Linked DNA regions of Homo sapiens: region 2 is linked to region 1. A link is a loop called in an ENCODE intact Hi-C map of the cell type or tissue named here. Cell type or tissue: ascending aorta. All regions are shown on one strand. Each heading gives the region's core, and the rest is flanking DNA. Links, peaks and the distances in the headings are about the cores only.

Evidence for each region. Peaks named below come from ENCODE experiments on the same cell type or tissue, not always from the same donor. Only the 100,000 strongest peaks of a DNase experiment are listed, where the experiment ranks them.
Region 2: a loop joins it to region 1, with 4 times the contacts of the local background. A loop is called at or near these places in 1 of 110 quality-filtered maps.

Annotation. Positions count from the first base shown.
Region 1 is chrX:23,500,992-23,507,379 of GRCh38, forward strand. LOC124905276 (small nucleolar RNA U13) reads right to left here and starts at 6,322; the gene lies at 6,220-6,322. RefSeq lists an enhancer at 4,460-4,999. In ascending aorta, for the core only: no CTCF peak of the experiment used is centred there; a DNase peak (open chromatin) is centred at 3,380; H3K27ac peaks cover 1,102 bases.
Region 2 is chrX:23,375,509-23,379,934 of GRCh38, forward strand. It overlaps PTCHD1 (patched domain containing 1), which reads left to right. Exons shown (of 3, transcript NM_173495.3): 2 at 4,083-4,426. Among named protein-coding and RNA genes, the nearest start is that of PTCHD1, 43 kb to the left of the region's middle. In ascending aorta, for the core only: no CTCF peak of the experiment used is centred there; no DNase peak of the experiment used is centred there.

The DNA of each region.
Region 1 (6,388 bases), core at 904-4,903:
TATCTGCTCTCACTTCATCTAAAGATGCTTCCAGCCCAACATCTAAAAATCTTCTCAACTGGCTGCCCTCTGGACTCAAAAACTGAGTTTACAGTTTATTCTAGCCATTAATCTTTATTTTTATTTTGTTTCCATGGAAATGCCTCTTATCTGATTGTCAAATAATATAGAAGCCAGACTTTGGCGAAAGTCCATCTATAACATCAATGCCTAAAATGAGATACAAGCATAAATATTAACTATTCAACTGAACCAGCCTATTATCAGGACTTAGAGACTTACTCAAATGGCTTAAAAGACAATCCACCAACCCAACTTCTGATTGAGAAACTTCTCGAGGAAGTTTCATACTGGGGGATGTTGAGCTTCAGAAAACAATACCCAAAAATAAAGGCCTCAGAATCAGTCTCAGAAGCAAAAATTTTTCTCTGACCTTTCCCTGCCCTCCTATCTCTCAATCACATTCTCTCCCAGGGCTAGCCATAGAAACTAAAATCTCTCTTTCCCAAGGCAAGTCACAGAAACCAGAACTCCTCCCTAAAGCTAGTTATAAAACCTAAAAAATATTTCTCTAAGTTCCCCTCTACCTTTACATATAAAAACTGGCTATAAAAAAATCATCTGATCTATTGGGTCCCGCCCCACACCCAGAAGGAAGGAATGGATGCTCAGAGAGGCCAAGAAAAATCTAGACAGACAGGCCTTGATGGGTTTCCCCAAGCAGTGTATTAGCATTATATCATACCCCTTTCCTCCAATCATATTTCTACATGGCTGTCCGTATTTTGTTGAACCTAAACATAAAAATAGACAATTTCCCCTGTATCTTTGGGTCTTCATTCTGAAGGCTCCTGTGTATACTCGTTAAATAAATTTATATGCCTTTTCTCCTATTAACCAATTGCCTCATGTAACTGATGTTTTAGCAAGCCTTAAGAGGGCCAAGAGTTCCTCTTGACTCCTACACCAGGAACATGAGAACATGAGAGAAAAGGAAGAACACAGTTTTTAAAAAGATGCAGGGAATCTGAAAACAGTATCAATAAACATGGGTGACCTCACAACTCTACCAAGAAACAGCACTACTTAACATGTTAGAAGTATTCTGCCTCTCCCTTAGAGCAAATAGGTCTTTCATTATTGTTTATCTTAACTGTGTTGAGGAGTTTTTGTTTGTTTTCAGACAAGGTCTCATTCTGTTGCCCAGGCTGGAGTGCAGTGACACGATCTCAGCTCACTGCGGCCTTGACCTCCTTACCTCCTGGGCTCAAGCAATCCTCCCACCTCAGCCTTCAGAGTAGCTAGCACTACAGACGTGCACCACCACATCCGGTTAATTTTTGTATTTTTTGTAGAGCCAGGGTTTTGCCATGTTGCCCAGGCTGGCCTCAAACTCCTGGGCTCAAGTGATCCTCCTGCCTCAGCCTCCCAAAGTGCTGGGATTACAGGCATGAGCCACCATGCACGATGGAGGAGTTTTCTTAAGGTTACAGGACCTTGAGCACTTCTGAAATTTAAAAGCTATAAAAACAATGAGAAATGACCCATATTTATTTTATTCTGTATCACCAGCCTAATTCTTCACCATTTTGGGTTATATAGTCAGTTAGCAACAGCCTATTGACTATGAATTTGGTATAGAGCATTGTACTATGGAATAAGAATGTACAAAACAATTAAAAAAGATAGACCCTGCCCTCAGAGAGCTCATAATTGCATTGGAAACACAGACATGCAATCAGTAATATGATTTGCAAATACATGTATGATTTTCAAATATATATTAACATATTCACAAATATGCATGTATGCATATATGTGTATGTATTCACAAAATGCTCACTCGAATAACTAAATGAAAAAGACAAGATTAAGTGTTAGTAAGGATTTACAGCAATTACAATTATCATAAAATGTTGATGGGAATGTAAATTTGTATAATCACTTTGAAAAACTGTCAGTGTCTACTAAAACTGAATGAACATACATATACCCTATAGCCCAGGAATTCTTCTAGGTATGTACTCAACAGTAATGTACATATATGTTCTTCAAAAGATATTTACAAGAATATTAATAGCAGCATTATTCACAAGAGTCAAAAACTGGAAACAACGCAAATGGCCTTCTACAATAAAGTGAAAAAGTTATTGTGGTATATTCATTTAACGAAAAGGTATACAATTATGGAAGTGAAAAAACTACAAATACACATAATAACATGAATAATTTCTCAAACAAGGCTGAGTTTCAGTAGAGTTAAGATGGTATTAGGTGAATGTTGACAGAAAGAAATGATAAACAAGAGAGTAAAGACCATATGATTCCATTTATGTCAAGTATAAAACCAGGCAAAACTAATCTATGCTATTAGATGTCAGGTGAGTGATTACCTTCAAGGGAGTAGTGACTGGAAGGGAGCACAAGGGGAGTTTCTTGGATGCCGGGAATGGTCTGTTTCTTAATCTGGGTCCGGGTTACATGGATATGTCCACTTTGTGAAAATTAATTGAGCTGCACACTTATAATATGTTTCCTCTTCCATATGCATGTTATAAAATAAAATTTACATGTTATAAAATAAAATTTACTTCAATAAAATTTACATGAAAATACACATCTTTATATACCCCCAAATACAAATACATTCAGGATAAATGAACAGCCCACCATAAATACCAAGGAATCCTGTAAGTAGGAATAAAAGTCCTATGTGTAGAAATATGTAGGAATCAGAATCAAATGGGGCATAACTAAGAAGATATCTCAGGGTGAGGTTGCAGTCAGGTTTTGAAGAAAGAGCTTACAAATTGGAGGGAGGAGTGGTGAGGAGTTTAGGACAGTTAAAAAGCTGTTTTCAAATGAGATAAATAACACGTATAGAAGCACTAGTCATGATATGGCTTGAGTTGTGACTTCTTTTTATAACTTGGAGAAGTATAAACTACCAAAATAATATGGGCTTTTGACTTTCTGTTCTTCTTATTCTGGATTCCTATGTTACAGTGTAGTATTGTGTCAGACCATGACCCCCTCCCCAAGGGCTAGTACCAAGTCTTACTCATCTTTATATTACTACCATCTGAAACGAAAGCTATGAAACCTCAGATAAAAAATGCTTATAGCTTTTGTTAACTAATAATGAATAAGTAACTGGCAAATTAATCAAATAGGTATATGGAAACTGTCTCGTACTGGTTTTTTGTCTTGTGTATTGTTTAAGTTAAAATAATAGAGTTGGGATGTCAGAAATTTTCTGAAGCCGACCACAGTCCCCAGCTGTGGCTTAGTAACCAAGGAAAACCAAGGATTTCTCCTTCTGATCCAGCAGTCGGCACAATGCCAGGTGAGTCAGTGACCGGTAGAGCAGGTGGTGACACATTCTAATCATAGCCCAGCTCTAGGCAAACAGCAGCTGCTAAGAGTTCCTGCTGGCCTGAGTAAGTTTTCCAGGCCCAGCCAGCCAAGAGCAGCCCTAGTTAAAACCCGCCAGCAGTTTTCCCATCTGTCTCCCTCATGCTACTTGCGACACTTCACACATCTCACCCCAAAGTGCATTGGGACTCTTGCTCCCCGTCTCTACTAAAACTACAAAAATTAGCCGGGCATGGTGGTGCACATCTATAATCCCGGCTACTTCGGAGGCTGAGGCACAAAAATCTCTCGAACTCAGGAGGCAGAGGTTGCAGAGAGCTGATATGGTGCCACTGCACTCCAGCCTGGGCAACACAGCAAGACCCCTTCTCAAGAAAAAAAAAAAAAAAAACAATAGGCAGAAGTGGCTTAGCACACAGTACTATGGCCGTCTTCCCCAAAGCTTGGACTACAGCAACCAATGTGAGGCTTAGCTCTGCAAGGAGACCCAAATCACAGCCACTTCATGCTGATCATCAGTTCTTTGCTACCTCCACAGTAATTCTAGGGATCATGCCAGCCCTGGAGGTGGGGAGTCCTGGGGGGAGGGAAAAAGGGTGCAGGCTACAGTGGGTCAGGATTCTAAGGGAAAACACTGAGTGAGGAAGCTGTGAGGGCCTTCTTAATGACTGGCTTCTTGAGCTGAAACTGGAAATCAGAGCCCTCTGGTTATGGACATTGGATTTTTCATATCCCAGAGAACGGTTGTTATGTTTTTTTTCTCTCTGAGAAGCCAACACAAACATTTCAGGGACTCAGAAGAGTACATTGTGTCCTCCCTAATTCTCAGTGACTCCTGCTAATTTTCCTTGAGATGTAATGAAAAGAACCCTGGGTACATTATCAGGCTGGGTTCAAACTCTATTTCAGCTGCGCTTCTCCATTCTAGCTGTGCCACTCCAGGCAAATTAGTTAGTTCCTCCGCTGATAAAATAGTGTCATCACAAAGCTCAATGATAAATACTAACTTGGTCTCCACCATATGTCAGGCACTGCTCTAGCTGCTCATTCTGGATTTACCGCAACCCTGTTGGGTAGAAGCTAATATTACTACCCTTTATACTGAAGGAAACCAAAATATTTCACTCTAAAATATATTTCCTTGACATACTTCAATATGGCTAATCAGAACGGCTGGAAATACAAGAATAGCTAAAAAGCTTTCTTTTGTGGGGAAGATATGTATCTGTAGAGAAAATCTGCATGGATGCAGCCAGGCTGTCTCTGAAGCCCTCCCTTGTTCAAAAGATGAACTGAGAGTCTGACACCTTTCAGGGCCTGAAAGAAACATTCACTAGCTCTCTGAGGACTGCTACCAGTGAGGTTTCTTCTACATAACAAAACTCCCTTTGTTAGCTAAGCCTCCTCTTCTCCCCCTCCCATAACCTGTCTTGCCACTGTAACCTGATTTCCACCATAACTTATTTTGGCCGTGCTCTGAGATCACAATCTTTCTGTAGCCTCAAGATGATATATAAGCCTCTGTACCCCATTAGAGGGTTGGAGTAATCATTCTGTGATTTTCCCTCAATGCACGTGAATACATTTCTCTGCCTTTTCTCTTATTAATCTGCCTTTTGTCAGCGGATTTTTCAGCAAGCCCTCACGGGGCCAAGGGGGAGTTTTCTCCTGGCTCCTATGACACAGATGAAGAAATGAGGCACAGAGAGGGCATGCAACATTCCCAGGGCCACACAGCTATGAGCAGGTGTGAAGTCTGAACTCAGGCAAACTGGCTCCAGGCCTGACCTTTTAACCACCATCTCCCAGAAGGTCAAAGTGCCTGGGAAACATGGAGATGGAACTTAACACTTGATGTATTTTACTTTTTGAAAGGTAATGTGGTGCAATGAAAAGAACTTGGGTTTTAGAGTCAGACTGACTAAATCCGATTTAATTGCTGTGTGATCTTGGGCAAATTACATCATTTCTCTGAGTCTCAGTATCCTAAAAATGAAGTTGCAATCATAATCCATACATTGGAGGGCCGCTGGGAGATGTGCACTTACAGCACCAAACCTGGCACTTGATGGGCACTCAAGTGAACATTAACTTTAATCCTCTTCCTAGGCAGGCATATGTAGAGCACTGAAATACTCTTCTGTGAGTATCCTAACATGTTAAGCCTTTCTTCCTTCTAATAAAGAAAACAAACAGGACAAATAAAAGCCATCCGCTCATAGTGATAGACAGGAGACAGCCAAGAGTCCCTGGTGAAACCCCACCTTCAAGCCTAAAACAGCCTGAAGGCTGAAAAACTGGACTGCTGGTCCCGGATGAAGCCTGCCCTTTCCCAGCTGATTCCTTCTGAATAATGCCCACCTGCTCACTGGGAAGATTGGTGGAGTCTCAGGAAGTTCGTGCCATCTGCAGGGGGAAGGAGCCTGGCCTCTCCTGTTCCTGGGTGGTGACCTGGGATTCAATCTGTGAGGAAGGAAACCTGCTAGCAGGACTCTCACTTTGCTGAGCATTATTTTTCCTTCTTCCTTTTTGCCCAATAAATTCCATTTTCCTCACCCTTCTATGTGTCTGCGAGCCTAATGTTTCCTGGTCATGTGACAAGAGCCCGGTGTGAGCTGAACTAAGGAGAAAGTTCTGCAACAATAGTACCTCAGGGTCTCTCTGCAACTTTCCTGGGACTTTTTTCTGATGGAAGGAAAATAAGAAATAGGAAAGATGTTTAAGGAAGCACCCATCCCTGTAATCAATGATACCAAATAAGACAGAATGGGCAGCCGGAGTGATAGTCATCTTCTTAATGTAATCAACTAGTATTCTGCCAAATTCCTCTTTATTTTTTTGTCAGGTCAGACGGGTAATGTGCCAACGTCTAACAAGATGCGAGGGTGGTACATCTCACACATGCATGTGAACACCCAATCGTCATGCTCGGGAACTATAAAGGGATCTCCAAATTCCTCTGTAGTTAACTAAACCTACTACAAAGTTGATTTAACCTCTGAGAAACTGAAAT
Region 2 (4,426 bases), core at 1-4,000, 130 kb before region 1:
GACCTCGTGATCCGCCCGCCTCGGCCTCCCAAAGTGCTGGGATTACAGGCGTGAGCCACCGCGCCGCCCGGCCGGGCTGACAATTCTTTATCCACCCCCAAGTTGTCTTCATGCTCACTGCTGAATTTGTTGGTGTATGCTAAGTGTCCTGCTGTGGAGTAAGACTTGAGAATCAGGTCTGCCCTTATTTACTGGCTCATCTCAGGTAAGTGATTGAAAGTCTCTAGGCCTCAGTTGCAACAGCTATAAAATGAGGATAATAGTATCACCATTGCCACAGAGTCTGTTTTAAATACATTTTTCAACTGTATAGAAAGCACTTAGAAAACTAATTACTATTATCATTATCATTCTTAACCTGAAGAATGATGAGAGCAAAGAAGCTAATAATTTACGTGATGTGTTCAGAGCCTTAAAACTAATCTCAATCTAACATTCAGTTTTGGCCTCTTTGGCAGCAAATACAATAACAATAAAAAATATTGTTATTGAAATTGACACTGGTTCGGGCTTTACTAGTACAAAGCACTTGGCGTTGTTTACTGTTAGGAGTTTCCCTTTGTTTTGGACACTGCATCTCATGAGATTTTTTCCACGCGCGAGTGCAAGCACGCTAAATTCAGGAAAATTATCCTATTATTGACAGCATAGTAGATTTGATGAGTACCTGTTGAATGTGTGTTGAATGAATAATCTAGAATCTATACATAGTTATAGAAACATGGATTATATGTTATTTCACACCACAGACTTAGACCACATTAAGGGTCAGGACAATTAGTTTGTGTCGTTTTTTCCTTCGTTTTCTTTTCTGAGAAGAGCGTCTCTTACCTAGTTCAATAACAAGCTTATATGGATCGCAGTTGTCCATTTTGTGGATTATCTGAAGCATAGCTTCAAACCCTGGCTTTCTTTTCCCTCTGTGAATATATCTGGTACTACAGTTTAGAACATCCACTAATGTTTCTACTGCCTTGAGTGGGGTTCTTTTAGGAAAGTAAATCAGGGCACTCTAAAACTCGGTATAGGTAGATGTTCAGGTAGCATGCGCAGTATATCTGCCCACGGCTATGTGGATTTCCAAGAGTGGATTGTGTCTGTGCTTATGTGTATTCATAAGCACCAAAGATCAGAACTGAGCCACTGCAGAAGTCACAGAAGGGAGTCTCAACTCCTTATTATAACTCTTGTTATCCTCTCACCTCTTATTCCACAGTAGAATCCTACAGATTCCCCCTGCTAGGTGGGTGGCCTCAGCCAACACCCTCTCTCTGGCTGCTTTGTCACTCTGCAGAACTCTGCCACTCAGAAGCAAGAGTGACATGTTCTACCCACCACTCTGTCGGAAAGTCAAGGCAGTTGCATCTTACAGCAGCTCTGGAAGTGAGTTAAGAAACCTTCCCTCTCAAACTTCATTAAGGTTCTCATTTTCCAAGATTCCCTCCTATGGTCTTGTAGTACGCGGGTTAACATGGTGTCTGTTTTCTTCGATGTATGGTCCTGGGGTCATAGCAGTAGATCTGCACAGTTGGAAGATCCCTAAAGAGTTTACAACTCCCCACCCAGAAGGGCATGGCCGTCATAGAGAATGGATGGAAAATATCCCCTTGCTATAATTGGGTTCAGCCCTGTGGCTTAACACCATCTTATTTGGCAATCTTTTTCTCTTGACATATTTAGTAATCACTTTAAGGGAGATTTATTACACTGCTCATGGGAACAAACAATGCACTAAATATTACACTTAGGCATGCTTTCAATACCACTCCTTTTCTAGCCTATTCTGAATCTTTTCCCAAAGTCTTTCTTCAGTGCTTATCAAAACTCTCTCTTGTCTTTAAATTCCTCTAAGTTCTTCTTTCTTCCAAAATAACCTTTTATAATTTGAAATATTTTGTAACTAGGAGTTCTTTTAATCAAAATTCACTGGGCCATGCTTAGAGAAGAATTGATAAAAACACACTTTCACAGCTTAAAATCATGGAAGACATTTTGCTCACCATTAATCCCAAAGCATCAAAACAAACATTTAGCATATGATTAGGCTGTGAAAATAGCCTCCTAGGGGTGTGTGTGTGTGTGTGTGTGTGTGTGTGTGTGTGTGTGTGTGTTTACATATTTATATAAAGGAATTCAAATTATTTCAGCCAAACATAATACAATGAAATGTTTTCTGATCCTGTGGGTTGGTACCCATGAAGAGATGGGGGGCAAGGGGCCACTGAGAATTAGGATTCTCCACTCATGCTCTGTGCTAATGAAAGCACTTTGACAGCTAGTGCCCCTCAGACATTGTTTTAAAAGCATAATATCCCACTCATCCAGGCACATGCGCAGCAAAATGTCTTAACAGATAGTCTATTTAGCACAGATTTGAGAGAAAATATATCAGGATCATGGAGAAGGTAATGAGTTGTAGTGGCACAGCTACAGTATAACAACTCTGTGCATGTTAAATTCTAGCTTCTTTACAGATGAAATGTCCTTCATTCATCAGATATGTCATAATGGCTATCTATACTCTTGAGAGAGTCCACTCAGTGCTAAGCACAGTCGTAGATGTACTAGTTTACTTAACACTCAACTACATGTCTGTCACTGGCCTCATTTTGCACACGGGCCACATTTTATACAGAGAAAGCAAAGCCACCATGAGGATAAGCTACTGGTGAGTCAAAACAGTTAAACTAAGGACCTGTGTAGCTACCACTGAAACAGTAACATGATATGCCATTTTCAAAAAGACAGTGATGAGCCCCGCCATTCCTCCTACCTACATGGCCTCCCTGAGCCCCAGTTTTCTTATCTGTAAAGTGACTTGTTGAGAGAATTTAAGGTGTGAAGCCCTGACACGTGGTAGTAGCTCATTTAACTCCCTTACTCCCACCACACCCCTCGACTACCTTGTTTTCTTATCTTAGACAGTAGATTACACATACTCGTACATATCTGAAATAGAGCATTTGTGACTTTTAGGAGTGGGGCAGTAAAAGCATAAATTCAGAAATTAGTTGCTAACAAGAACCTTAGGTATTCAGATGGCTAGAGGTGTATGGTGAGGGGCCAAGAGCACAGGTTCTGGAGCCAGACTGCCTGGTATAGCCCAGCTCTGCCTCTTACTATGTGTGTGACATTGGGCAAGTGACTTGGCTTCTCTGTATTGCCTCATCTGTAAAATGAAGCTAGTACTTGAACCTACTTTGTAATTTGCTGCAAGGATTAAATGAGTTTATCTGTATAAGGAGCCTAGAATTGTGCCTGGCATGTAGTAGGGGCAGTTAAATTAGTGCGTGTATTCTCCTGCATATTTTGATGACAAGCATTCAGTACCTGGGCACAGCAAATTCGGTATAGAGCAAGGTGTGTAGAATAAATCCCATTGTTCTCCTTTAGCATGATTCCCATATATCCCAGCCAGGCTCTTACAGTTATAGCTCCCTTCCCATACATGTAGGCAAGGAAAGCCAGAGACAACAAGGACCCTCAAGGTAAACCTCTTGTCTTATATGGTAGAGAGAGACTTAATTGGATGAAGAGATCATTTAGTTGCCCTGCAAATCGGCATTAAAGGACGAGCCAGCAGAGGATCTCTGCATTTGGAATTGCACCTTAGTTCACTTTCTATGTTACATTTTCAACAGGGACACTGAACAGGGGACCTATATAAGACTTCCCAACAGTATAGACCAATTGGGTCACAAATAAAGAACACGTGGAAAGAATACTGGTACTTTAATGCAGCATTTCTCAAATGTCAGCTGCATCAGAATTCTTAAGAGGGCTTGCGAAAACCCAGATTCCTGGGCTACACCCCAGAAATTCTGATTTACCAGGTCTGGGATGGTGCCTAAGAATTTTCATTTCTGACAAGCTCCCAGGTTATGCTGCTGCTGCTGTTCTAGGGGCCACATTGCGAGAACCACTGGTCAAATGTGTGTTTCACATTCCTACTACCTATTTCTGATCTAGGTTTATAACATTTGATTTGAACTGTTTAGCTTAGAGACGGAATGTCCACCCTCTCCAAAAAATAAAAATAGAAATATTTGATTAATAAATGCTGTCATTTTTTTCCCCCACAGTTGCATGCTGCTGTCACCAAGATCCAGGTTCCAAGGCCTGGTTTTAATTACACGTTTGCCCATATATGTATCCTGAATAATGATAAGACTTGCATCGTGGATGACATAGTGCACGTCCTGGAAGAGCTAAAGAATGCTCGGGCCACCAATCGGACCAATTTTGCTATCACATACCCAATCACTCACTTAAAGGACGGGAGGGCTGTGTACAATGGGCACCAGCTTGGGGGCGTCACTGTGCACAGCAAAGACCGGGTGAAATCTGCAGAGGCCATCCAGCTCACCTACTACCTGCAGTCAATCAACAGTCTCAATGACATGGTGGCTGAGAGGTGGGAGTCCAG